Linked DNA regions of Homo sapiens: region 1 is linked to region 2. The links are chromatin contacts, found by Hi-C or POLR2A ChIA-PET in ENCODE. All regions are on one chromosome and are shown on one strand. The core of a region is the stretch at or near the end of the contact, and the rest is flanking DNA. Distances in the headings are between cores, read along the strand shown.

What was found. A loop is a pair of places that touch in the nucleus more often than their neighbours do. ChIA-PET counts read pairs that join two places held with the same protein, here RNA polymerase II (POLR2A). Pooled maps may share reads with other maps.
Region 1: a pooled map shows a loop between it and region 2 (2.9-fold over the local background). The contact joins the enhancer-like site here to the promoter of GALNS in region 2. A Hi-C loop is called at or near these places in 1 of 50 pooled maps. POLR2A ChIA-PET finds 5 or more read pairs at or near these places in 2 of 52 experiments (BJ and activated B cell).

What each region holds. Positions count from the first base shown.
Region 1 is chr16:89,472,369-89,478,290 of GRCh38, forward strand. The region is part of intron 1 of ANKRD11 (ankyrin repeat domain containing 11); the gene reads right to left. Among named protein-coding and RNA genes, the nearest start is that of ANKRD11, 15 kb to the right of the region's middle. Within about 2 kb of position 4,568, at least 9 of the 41 ENCODE cell types and tissues checked have a DNase peak (open chromatin) inside an H3K27ac peak, as active enhancers do.
Region 2 is chr16:88,855,626-88,861,758 of GRCh38, forward strand. GALNS (galactosamine (N-acetyl)-6-sulfatase) reads right to left here and starts at 1,322. Exons shown (of 14, transcript NM_000512.5): 1 at 1,133-1,322. The coding sequence starts at 1,252. TRAPPC2L (trafficking protein particle complex subunit 2L) reads left to right here and starts at 1,502. Exons shown (of 5, transcript NM_001318525.2): 1 at 1,502-1,558; 2 at 2,994-3,166; 3 at 4,038-4,125; 4 at 4,268-4,347; 5 at 5,289-6,133. The coding sequence starts at 1,526. The coding sequence ends at 5,334. It overlaps LOC107983950 (a long non-coding RNA gene), which reads right to left and starts at 955. Exons shown (of 2, transcript XR_933884.3): 1 at 826-955; 2 at 1-676. RefSeq lists a silencer at 1,055-1,454.

The sequences.
Region 1 (5,922 bases), core at 3,318-5,817, 620 kb after region 2:
ACTAAGGGGAAGGGGAAGGGAGAAAAAAAACCGTCTCAGACTCAACAATAAACCTAGGAATGAAAAGATCCAAAGCAAAGGAGCAGCAAGGCTGGAAAAGCTCCGGCGGCAGAGCAGGACCCGAGTCACCAGCACATCACACTCCTCTGACCCATTTATTGATTTATTTGAGATGAGCTCTTGCTCTGTCCCCCAGGCTGGAGGGCAGTGGCACATTCATGTGTCACTGCAACATCAACCTCCCATTCCACTGCGCCCAGCTTATTCCATTCTAATGGCTGTGCACACCGTTTAAATACTGACCACAGAGGTGTTACTGTTTTATTAGGTATCTGCCCTAAGTGTGCCAAGCCTTTTATTTGAGGATCCAATGAATATCACTTAGTGGAAAGGAAGTAAAAGATAATTACAACACAACAATAAATTATTACCACAGAGGGGAGCAGAGAGCACCGCAAGACCAAAGGTGAGAATCTAACCAATGGCAGAAGTCACAAGTGAAAAAAGAGCTCAACCATGAGATCAAGAGGCTCACTGGGGGCCAGACATAGTGGCTCATGTCTGTGATCCCAGCACTGTGGGAGGCTGAGGCAGGAGGATCACTTGAGCCCAGAAGTTGGGAGACCAGCCTGGGCAACACAGTGAGACCCCGACTCTACAAAAAGTACAAACATTAGCCAGGTGTGGTGGTACACACCTGTGGTCCCAGCTACCCAGGACAGCTTGGCTTGAGCCCAGGAGGTCAAGGCTGCAATAAGTCAGGATCACACCACTGCCCTCCAGCCGAGGCAAGAAAGCAAGACCCTGCCTCAAAAAAAAAAAAGGATCATTGGGAACATGGAGGCCTGAAGGATGAGTAGGCATCAGTCAGGGAAAGGAGAGAAGGGAATTTGAGGCAGGAAGCAAAGACCTCAAGAACTCTGATGAGTCCATACTTACTACTGAAAATAACCAATCTCTGCCTAGAGAATAGAGGTGGAGAAAGAGGCAGACTGGACTAGAGTAGAATTCCACCAGGCCCTGACCAGCTGCTTCACTGACCACATCCATCATCTCATCTCACCTCATCCTCACCATAAGCCTGAGAGGCAGGCAGGACAGTGGGAAATGCAAGGCATAGGGCAAACAGCCTGATAGTACCAGGGCAAGCCCAAGTGTCCCATCCACCCAAACTGTGGCCACGAGTCTTGATTCTACTTCCGTTCTACAAGTGGGTCCGGGAATGCATGCAAATGGAGGAGAGAGAAGAGACGCACCGCTCTCCCACAGACTGATACGTCATGGAGGAGAGAGAGATGCAACCAATTCCCAGAGACTGACATGTCAGTATCCAGGGAATGAGGGTTCTGAAGAACACCCCAGGCCAGCAGACAGACCCTAGGTGAGCCTGGCAATCTCCCCACCCAGTGTCCATGCCTCCTTGTAGCCACCTTGCCCGGAGTGCAAGGCGGGTGGGACCTGTGACGTGCTTCTAACCCACAGAATGTGGTGAAAACAATGGAATGGCTTTCCCTTGACTGGGTTGCATTAGGTGGCAAAGTTGCTGCGCTGTCACTCCCATGACTACATTATGTTACGTAAGACTTAGTCTACTGAAGCAGAAGACTCTTTGCTGTTTTGAAGTGAGCTGCCAAGCTGCAAGGGGCCATGCGCCAAGCAAGTACAGGGGGCCTCTAAGAGTCAAGAGGAGACCTCAAGGGACAGTCAACAAGAAAACAAAGACTTGCGTCCCACAATCAGCAAGAGATAACTTCTGCCACAACCTGAAAGAGCTCAAAAGCACACCATCCCCCACTCGAGCCTCTGATAAGATCACAGTCCCACCCAACACCTAGATTGCAACCGGATGAAACCCTGAGCAGAGGATCCCACTAAGCTGTGCCCAGACTTCCAACCCACAGAAACTGTGAGATAATAAATGTGTTGTGTGTCAATTTGTTACACAGCAGTAGAAAATAAATACACTGGCCTGGCATGGTGACTCATGCCTGTAATCCCAGCACTATGGGAGGCCAAGGTGGAAGGAATGACTGAGCCCAGGACCTTGAGACCAGCCTGGGCAACATGGTGAGACCCTGTCTCTACCTTATGTAAAAAAAAAAAAAAAAATTTAAGACCAGAAATATACCCCCACACATCATCCCATTTGAAAGAAAAGCTTTCATCCATGCTACTTCCTTCCATGCACAAATAATGACTGGTTGCCAGAAAGGCAGCACAGGTCACTCTTCAGAACTCCAAATGCTCTTTCCAACCTACCACCAACACACATGATGCCAACCCCACTGAGACCAAGGCAGCCTCCCAAGCTCAGAGAGACTCCGAGACCAAGTTCTTCATAACTGAACTCACAGCTTCAATTATTTCATACTCAATCACTATATTCCAAGTTTTTTATAATTAACAAAATGCTGCCTTCAAGGTTACATATGCCACCAACGTCAATCCTCAGAACACTGCATAACATCCCAAAACTTACACATGTATCATCCAAATAAAAAAATAAAATGTAAGTTAAATCTTCAAACGCAAATTTGTGCTGATGATCTAGAAGGAAAGCTGGGCCCTGCCTGGCCGGGAGCTGCCTCCTTTCTTCCCCAGCTTTGTGCAGGGCCACCCCTGCCCTCTCCTCACCCCTGCTGGTGCAGTGAGATGAGGACCTCAAGTAAGGGGGTGGCAGCCGGGACTTCCACAATTCAGGGCAATCTCTGGCATCTGTTGTTCAGTCAGTAATTTTCCAACAGACCCTCTTGACTGTGACGGGCAGAGAAAGGCTGGGGAGCTCTTGGGTCGTCAGTGGGTTGGAGAGATGGACTAACTCACAGGTAGGAAAAAAGGCAATGACCACTCCACTGGAGAACAAAGCCCACAGCATTTAAGCTGGAGGGACAAGAAAATCCAATCATTCTGATGATGCAGCTCCTGAGGCTCCGTGGCCAAGCTGGGATGTGAAAGAAGACAATTCCATTCCCCTCCCTCATCACCAGGTGACTGCTGCCTCCCAGAGAGCTCCCTCATGAAAGCCCCGTAACCCACCACGCTGCACTGTTTCTATAGCAACCAGAAAGAAAATATAAAGCAAGCAGTTTCACATGAAAATTATTCTCTATTAAAATGAAATATTGCAGTCAGGAAAAGAATTTTGATAAAGAACTAGGTAGAAGACATCGGTAACATTAATGCTAATTATTTATTCACTACCCACACAAAAGATAATTTTTCCTAAAATTTTAAGATAATCTTTTATCGTTCACACTGGAAGTCTGAAAACAGTACTACAGCAAGTCAACAACAAACAATTACAATCAAAATTCTGTTCTATGCTGTGATATCTCCACGAAACACAAAATGCTCTCCCAAGTTTAAAGAGGGATAAGGAACACGAAAACAACTGACCCCGGCCAGGTGCGGGGGCTCACACCTGGAATCCCAGCATTTTGGGAAGCCAAGGTGGGTGGATCAATTGAGGTGAGGAGTTCAAGACCAGCCTGGCCAACATGGTGAAACCCTGTCTCTACTAAAAAAATTTAAAAATTAACCAGGCGTGGTGGTGGGCACCTGTAGTCCCAGCTACTTGGGAGGCTGAGGCAGATGAAGTGCTTGAAACCGGGAGGTGGAGGTTGCAGGGAGCCAAGATCACGCCACTGCACTCCAGCCTGAGTGATAGAGCGAGACTGTGTCTCAAAAAAAAAAAAAAAGAAAAAGAAAACAACTGAGCCAAACAATGGAGAAAACACAGAAAATATGCAAATTATGAGAACAAAAAAAATTCAGCCAATGCCTTCTCACATCAAAATACCAAAACTACAAAGCCAATTTCAGGTATACCAACCCATTCTCAAAAGATGAAATCAAATTCAAATGAACCTATCTTTGCCTATCTTTGACATCCCTAAAGCCACCTGTGACTTGTCACAGCCTTAATAACCCACCACAATCGGGATGGTCATATGTCCCCTGAAGTCACAGAAACAGAACTCTCAACTAGCAGACTGTTAACGTGTCCTATTATCCTCAGGTTCTTGGGTTATTCGTAGAATAGCAAAGCAAACTACCTGCTTTGTAACGATATCATTTACACATCAACATCAGGAATAAATACAAACCAAAACCTGGCCAAACCAGGAGAGGTGCCTGGACCAGGACAGGCAGACCCAACGCCTACGCTTGCTTCTAACCAGCCTGGGCAGGTGGGCAGGTTACAACACACTCCTGACTCAGCCAGGTGGGGCTCTGCAGCCTGGCAGTTACAGACACTGAGACCTCAAGCCGCAGGCACTAGCCTGCCAAAAAAGACTTCTCCTCCTTGGTCTCACAGCCAACAGTTTGGACACATATCCTAGAGGTATACTACACTTCCAGCAAAGAGATGGGGGCCCAAGGCCCACCCCAAACCACTTCATCCTCCCCTCACCACACTCTGAATCTGGTTCTCTCAGAGGCATGATGAGAGCTGGGGTGGAGAGGTGTGGAAAAGACACAGTCCTGACTTCAGAGTCCCTCTGGGCAGACTCATCTCACAGTATCGCGTAACACACAACACACGTTTATACACGGGCACAGACTGGAACACATGATATGGTAACAATCTATAATACGAGGAGCTCGTTAAGCTCAGAGATGAAAGGGGAAGTGAGTGGAAGACCACACCGTGAGCATCTATTAATAAAAGCAGACGGAGTAAGAAACAGAGAAAAAGGTTCTCCTTTGGTCTTGTCTTTCTTTGTCTACTATTTAAAACACGAGAGAATTAGCTAGTTAAATTTATATCTCAGAAAACAGGCACAATAGAAGTATAAAAGCCATCACCTTTAAGTCATTTCCCCTTTTTTTTTTTTTTTGGAGACAGAGTCTCACTCTGGTGCCCAAGCTGGAGTGCAGTGGCGCCATCTCGGCTCACTGCAACCTCCACCTCCCATGTTCAAGCGATTCTCCTGCCTCAGCCTCCTCAGTAGCTGGGATGACAGGCATGGGCCACCACGCGTAATTTCTTTTTTTTCTCTCTGAGATGGCGTCTCACTCTGTCACCCAGGCTGGAGTGCAGTGGTGCGATTCTGGCTCACTGCAACCTCCACCTCCTGGGTTCAACCGATTCTCCTGCCTCACCCTCCCGAGTAGCTGAGATTACAGGCGCCTGCCACCACGCCCAGCTAATTTTTTGTATTTTTAGAAGAGACAGGGTTTCACCATGTGGCCCAGGCTGGTCGCGAACTCCTGACCTCAGGTGATCCACCCGCTTCAGCCTCCCAAAGTGCTGGGATTACAGGTGTGAGCCACTGGGCCCGGCAGTATTTAGCATTTTAATAATAAAAATATTGGAGAGGCCGGGCGCGGTGGCTCATGCCTGTAATCCCAGCACTTTGGGAGGCTGAGCAGGTACATCACCTGAGGTCAGGAGTTCAAGACCAGCCTGGCCAACATGGTGAAACCCCAACTCTACTAAAAATTCAAAAATCAGCCAGGTGTGGTGGCAGGCAGGAGAACTGCTTGAATGCAGGAGAACTGCTTGAACGCAGGAGGCGAAGGTTTCAGTGAGCCAAGATCACGCCACTGCACTCCAGTCTGGGGACAGAGCAAGACTCCATCTCAAAAATAATAACAAAAAATTAAAAAATCAGACCTAATATTTGTTTCTTGGTATGTATTCTTTCTATTCCAATTTATTATGGCTTCAAAAGAAGCCCAAAAAATCAAAAAAGAAAAATAAAACAATGGCTTAATGAGAGGAGCGCTTAATAAACTGAAATTTTGTTTAACACTTTCAGGAACAGTTCCCAACGTTGTTGTCAGGGCACAGTGACAGTGGCCCAGCTGCCTCGCCAGCAGCACACACAGGCCTCTGGGGCCAGCAGAGAAACACTCCCAGTGCCTTCAAGAACCCCATTTTCACATCCAGGGTCCAGGAAACAGACATGCACGTCG
Region 2 (6,133 bases), core at 72-2,571:
GTATATCTTTATGTTAAAAAACCATTAATTTAATAAAATTGTTAAGTGAGATATTTTACATTATTTTTCTTTCACCAAGTCTTCTAAATCTGTGTATTTTACACTACCAGCACCTTCCAATTCCGACAGCCACGACTGCCCAGCCCTTGGGTGTGGCCCGTGGCCCCCACTGGTCAGCACAGGTGGGTCTGAAGGCACCTGTCAGGGTCTCTGCTGGTCGGAGCCAGCACACAGGGGCTGAGCGACACCGACGGCCCAAAACTGTCTGGTACTCGGTGTCGTCCCAGTCCTCACACACAACGTGAGCACGGCGGGACAGGTGTAACCCCCCAGGTGTGGCAGCTGAGGTTCAAGAATGGAAGTGACCCCCAAGCTTGGAGACAGTAGGGTTTCAACCCAGGTGTGTCTGGGGTCCTGCACGGTGACCCATGCCCCAGGCAGGCTCATTCCTGAGTCTCCAGGTGGCTCCCACAAGGAGTTAGGGAAGGAGGCCTCCAGGCTGGCTGTGACCCCTGACCCCGCACTTGCCCACCAGGAGACATTCCAGCCTTTCAGTTCTTCAGACCTTAGGGACACCTGACCTTCGCTCAGCATTCTCCAGAGGACAGAGACAGCCGTCAGGTAAGACTGGAGCCCAGCGGGGGGACCCGGCGGCCCGAGGTGGCGGGAGTGATTCCTAGGGCGACGCAGCTCTCAGGCAGGGCGGCAGGAGCAGCCTCTTCCTCCCTTTGGGGAGGCCACGCTGCGCGCCCACCTTTCCCAAGAGTAGAGGGCGGGAAAGGTCAGACGGGGGAGGCAGGGCCCGGTAGCACGCCGGCCACCCACCTGCCAGGGAGGACGCTGTCCCGGTCATGCAGCACAGTGGCAGCGCGTGTGGTGATCGGTGACCGCCGAGACCCCACGCCTGGACCCCGCGGCCACTCCCCGAGGGGCCTCCCCCTCCCCGCACGGGGATACCCCCCGTCCCCTCCCCCTCCTCCTCCCCGCGCGGGGCCTCCCCCCTTCCCCAAGGGGCCTCCCCTCACCTCTCCCCCCACCCCGCCCGCCCTTCCCCCACCTCGCTCCTCCCTCCATCCGCCCCTCCCCTCCCCGCCCCACCCCGGCCCTGCCCCGTCCCACCGCCCGCACTCACGTCGTCCATGAGCAGGAGCAGGATGTTGGGGGGCTGCGGGGCGCCCGAGGCCCCCATCCCCGCGGCGCTGAGCACCAGCAACAGCTGCCACCACCTCGTCGCCGCGACAACCGCCGCCATGGCAACCACGGGAGCCGCGGAGCCCCGGCCAGCGAGCCGACCTAGCGAGCGTCCGCCGGCCCTTCCGGCTGGGCTGCGGGGCGGGGCCTGGACGGCCACGTGACTCGCGGGGCGGGGCCAGAGTCCGCGGAGGGACGGGAGGCGGGGCCTGGACTGCCTCGTGACCAGTGGGGCGGGGCCTGAGCCAGCTGTGTGCGGATGGGGCGGGGCTTTGGAGGCCGCGTGACCAGCGGCGGGTCACGTGACGCGGTGCCTGGCGCCGAGCCTCCCAAGATGGCGGTGTGCATCGCGGTGATTGCCAAGGAGGTGCGTACGCGCGGCGTGGGGCGTCCGGGCTCGCACCATCCTCGGCTCTCCGCTTTCTTTCTACTTCTTCCCTGGGCTTAGAAGGCACCTTAGGAAATGGGACCTGGAGGAGGCCTTCGCCGAGCTCCAGCGGTCAGGGGCTTCGCGGTGGACGAGCCGCCAGGCAGACCCTGACTGAGACCCCAGTTCCGCGCTCGCCCGTCCCGCTGCTGAACGCACCCCTCGGCGCAGCAGGTCTCCTCCCCGCCAGGACCCACCAGAAACCTAGGTGGTCCCGGGCACTACCTCCGTCCTCCGTCCTCAGCAGGTTCTGCCCGTTCTCCCGTCCAGCGCTGGTTCCCCGCGGACGGCGGCCCCGGCCCTCCTGCCAGTCTCCCCGGAGCCGAGTTAAAAACAAATCGGATCCTGTCACGCCTCTGCCTGAGACCTCTGCAGTGGCTTCTCGTTGCCTTAGGATGCTGTCTGAATAACCTGCTCTGGGATCCTTTCCCCCCATAACCCTTGGCACTCTCCGCTCCAACCAAACAATTCTGCAGCTCCCTGGACATGCTCTGCCCTCTCACCTGTGGGCCTTTGCACGCGGAACACCTCTCCCCAGCTCCCATCCTCTTTACTGGCCCACATACATTTCAACTGGAAAGCATTTTCTGAAGGCTAAGACTGAGCTGGGTGGCTGCCCACACGCTCCTGCTGCACGGAGCCTTCATTTCCTAGCCAGGGTCTCCCGAGACCAGACTCGAGACCGCTCCCTGCTGGGCGGTGGCTGCTGCTAAGCTGCTCATGGGCTTCCCTCTTGGCCAAGATGATCATTTGCTTGTTTGTGGGTTTATTGACTAGGTATCACTCCCCACGAGGGTAGCGAGGACTCTTGTTCACTGTATTTGTGCAGGACCCAGTGCTGAACACACACAGGGTAAATGGTGGTGTGTGAAAGACCGAGAAAGAAGCTGTTAATTCTGGGCTTCCAATGGTCAGAAATGCAGAGATGAAGGGAATTTGAGCTGAGTCTTGAAGGGTTTAGTAAAAGGGTCACTGTCAAGGTGAAGAAAAGCCAGTATTGAGGGTGCTGTATTTGGGTGAGCCATGCAGAGTTAGAGGTGGGCTGAGGCAGAGTGGCCTCCAGGAGAAGGTGAGAGGCGTGCCCAGGTGCCAGGCTTGATCGGCAGGCTGTGCTCAGGCCCATTTTTCTGATTCATTTTTTCTTTTCCGCCCACCCTACTGCTGCTGCTTTGCAAACAACACATAAATCTCCTTAGGTTAGCTGGGATCCCCTGAAGGCAGTGCCCACTGCGGCATAGAGAATGAAGCGGTGGGCCTTAGAGCATGGGAATGCGTTCCCCGGGTGGCTGCAGGTCACGGCTCTGCAGCATAGTTCAGAGCTGGTGTGCGCTGGGTGGAGTCTTGTCCTTTCAGTCGCCGTCATCCTTTCTTGCAGAATTACCCCCTCTACATTCGCAGCACCCCTACGGAGAACGAGCTGAAGTTCCACTACATGGTGCACACATCTCTGGACGTGGTGGATGAGAAGATCTCCGCAATGGGGAAGGCCCTGGTCGACCAGAGGGAGCTGTACCTGGGCCTGCTCTACCCCACGGAGGACTACAAGGTGTATCTTTCAGGGCAGGGTGTGTGTCAGGGAGGACCTACAGTTGCAAGATGTACTTTAGGATCAGATAACTTGAAACCTTTTAGAAGAAAAAGAGGTGAGAGTTTTTAGCCAGCCAGGGAATTAGGGTAGCTTGAGGTGAATGAAGGCCTGTAACTCTTCTCTTTCATTGGAAGAGCCATTTGGGAAAAGCAAGGCTAGAATTCCCCGTAGAATGTTTTGGTTTGCACGTGTCCGTTGTCTGGTTTGCAGAGGAAGTGGGACACTTCTGCTTTGTACCTGCAAGGATTTCTTTCTGTGCTTTTCAGGGGGAGCCACCACCTTTGAGCAGGGGATAATAGTTTCATTTATTTCATTAGGCCTTGCCTCTTATGTCACTAGACACTCGTCTAGTCCCTTGGGACAAATCACTTGAGGCCATGGAATTCAAAGACCTTCCCAAAAGTCATCATGTAGCCTGTCCATGGTGACATTTGCTAGTAGCCACTATTTTACAAAATAATGTGGCCTCTAGAGAGGGGATCCGCCTTGTTCACGAAGCCTCTGGTTTTGCAGTTAACTTTCCGGGCCAGGCATTGATTCATGAAGAGGGTGAGGTGTTCCAGACAGACAGACTCGGAGTCTAGGTGGTTCGGCTCCTGGAGTGTGAACTGGGTAAGGCTTGGCTGCCTGCTCTTCGCTTCTCCTGCAAACACCAGACGTCGCCCTAGCAAAGTATTTAGGCTTGTACCCAGCACGGCCACTGCAGGACCAGCCCAGCATGGGCATTTCCTGTGATTCAAGGTTGCCACATTTCTCCAAAGTGAGGGCCCACAGAGGGCCCTCCACCGGCAGTCCCTGTGTTACGAGTGCCTTCCCTAACCAGCTGTGCAGATACGGCTACGTCACCAACTCCAAGGTGAAGTTTGTCATGGTGGTAGATTCCTCCAACACAGCCCTTCGAGACAACGAAATTCGCAGCGTAAGTCAGGGAGTTAGAGGGCCACGCCCGAGTGGGTGTTTTGTTTTTCCTTTTTGACTTTGTTTTGAAATGCTGAGAAACTAAAAATCTGGCAGTGGCTGTGTGTATGTGGCAAGGTCATGGTTTGCTGGGTCTTTTTCAGATGTTCCGGAAGCTACACAACTCCTACACAGACGTGATGTGCAACCCCTTCTACAACCCGGGGGACCGCATCCAGTCCAGGTGGGCCCTACTTTCTGTGTCTTGCCACCTTCTTTCTGTAGGACATGCCTTGCCATTTTGGTTGCCAAAATGCAACCATTTGGAAAATAAGGGAGGAAAGATCTTTTTAAGCTATGAGCACCATCCCCCTAGGGCAGAGGTTTTAAAGCCACAAAGCCCCGTTTCTCCACACCAACTCTTACACAGATCTCCAGCGCATAAAGTGGATAGAGTGTGTGTGGTGTGGGGAGTAGAGCTTGCCCATTTGGCTTCCCAGGTGTGCCCAGTGGGTACCTGGGGCACCTGCAGGACTCAGGGCCAAGCACATGGGCAGTGGCTTTCAGGGATCACACGTCCTTTTGTAGCTACCTGATCTTTTATGTTGAATTTGGAACAGTCAGGAACCTGGTTTGCAGGTGTCTTCCGAATAGTCCACAAAGTAAACAGATTTAACTTTTGAACATCATGAGGGAAATGTGGGGTCCATGCCCACATTCCAGACTTGCTTTCAGTGAGTCCCCAGTTCCAAGACATAATTCCCTGTGGTTGGCAGGGAAGAGGACGCTGCAGTGATCCAAGGCAGGCCCCTCCCTCCACCAGGACACTGTCTTGGGGCCATCCTGGTCCCAGATGGGAGCAGGCAGGCGAATGTCCACAGTCTTGCCTCCTGGGCTGCACAGGGCCATCCTTGCCACACCACCGCTCTGCCTGCCCATGCTGCTCCCTCCTCCACCCCTTCCTGGGGCCTTGGGAGGCTGCACAGGGAACTTGGAGGCAGCAGATGGGTTCTCAGTGCCCGGTGGGGTGGGACTCCTGTCCTGGCCTCTCAGCGGAGTTCACATTTCTGGACCCTGGAGAAGGTCCCGAGCATCCTGTGGATGGAGCCATGCTGCCCGGCCCGTCTCTGAGCAGAGGGGTGGAGGGCCTGGCTCTCCTCTGAGTGGGTCTGTTTCTCTTAGCAGGGCCTTTGATAACATGGTGACGTCGATGATGATACAGGTGTGCTGAGTGAGCTGTGCTGCCAGCCATCGCAGAGGAGCCCGCGCACGACTGTGGTGGGGCCGTCGGTCTGTTCTGGTTGCCTCTTCCTGAATGGGACGCCTGGGGCTTTCAGGGCAGGCAGCTGTGCATGTTCTCTCAACTAAAGGTCTTGTGAGAGGAGATTTGGCTTTTTCCTTCCGTGTCAGCCAAGGATTTAATTAAGAAGAATTCAACTAAGGACTTTTCTGGGGTGTGGGCAGAGGTTTGGGATCAGATGGCGCAGGTAGCCTGTCCTCAGTTGTCCCAAAGGGGCAGAGGCAGGGGTGCCTGGAGCCAAGAGTTCCTGAGCCTGCAGGACCTGTGACCATGTGGGTCACCCACTGGCTGAACAGGTGGGCTGGTCTGGAGGGGGTGGCCTCCTGAGCCCAGAACCAGCCTAGGATCTAGGGGCACAAGGGGAGCCGGCGTGGCTTCCCACAGGGGAGGGCCCTCCTCTTTCTGGACTTGGCCTCCATTCTTTGCATCTGGCTCAATGTCTGGATTCCGCCCGGCCTTAAAAGGAGCCCTTGTGAAACCTGGGAAGCCTCGTGGCCCCGCGGCGTTGGCTCAGCTGCAGCCCTGGTCCTAAACCTTGGAGCGCAGACTTGAGGCACCCCCTCCTGCCTGTTGGTGCTGAGGGGGTTGGGTGCTGTGTCACTTGATGACGTGGCTGACTACCACCCAGGGCAGCGGCCGAGCCCATAGTGGCGTCAGTGCCGCCGGCGTCCTTGGGGTCCAGCGGTCAAGGCTCAGCCCGCTGAGGGGACCCCCCCGGAGTTGGTTCCAG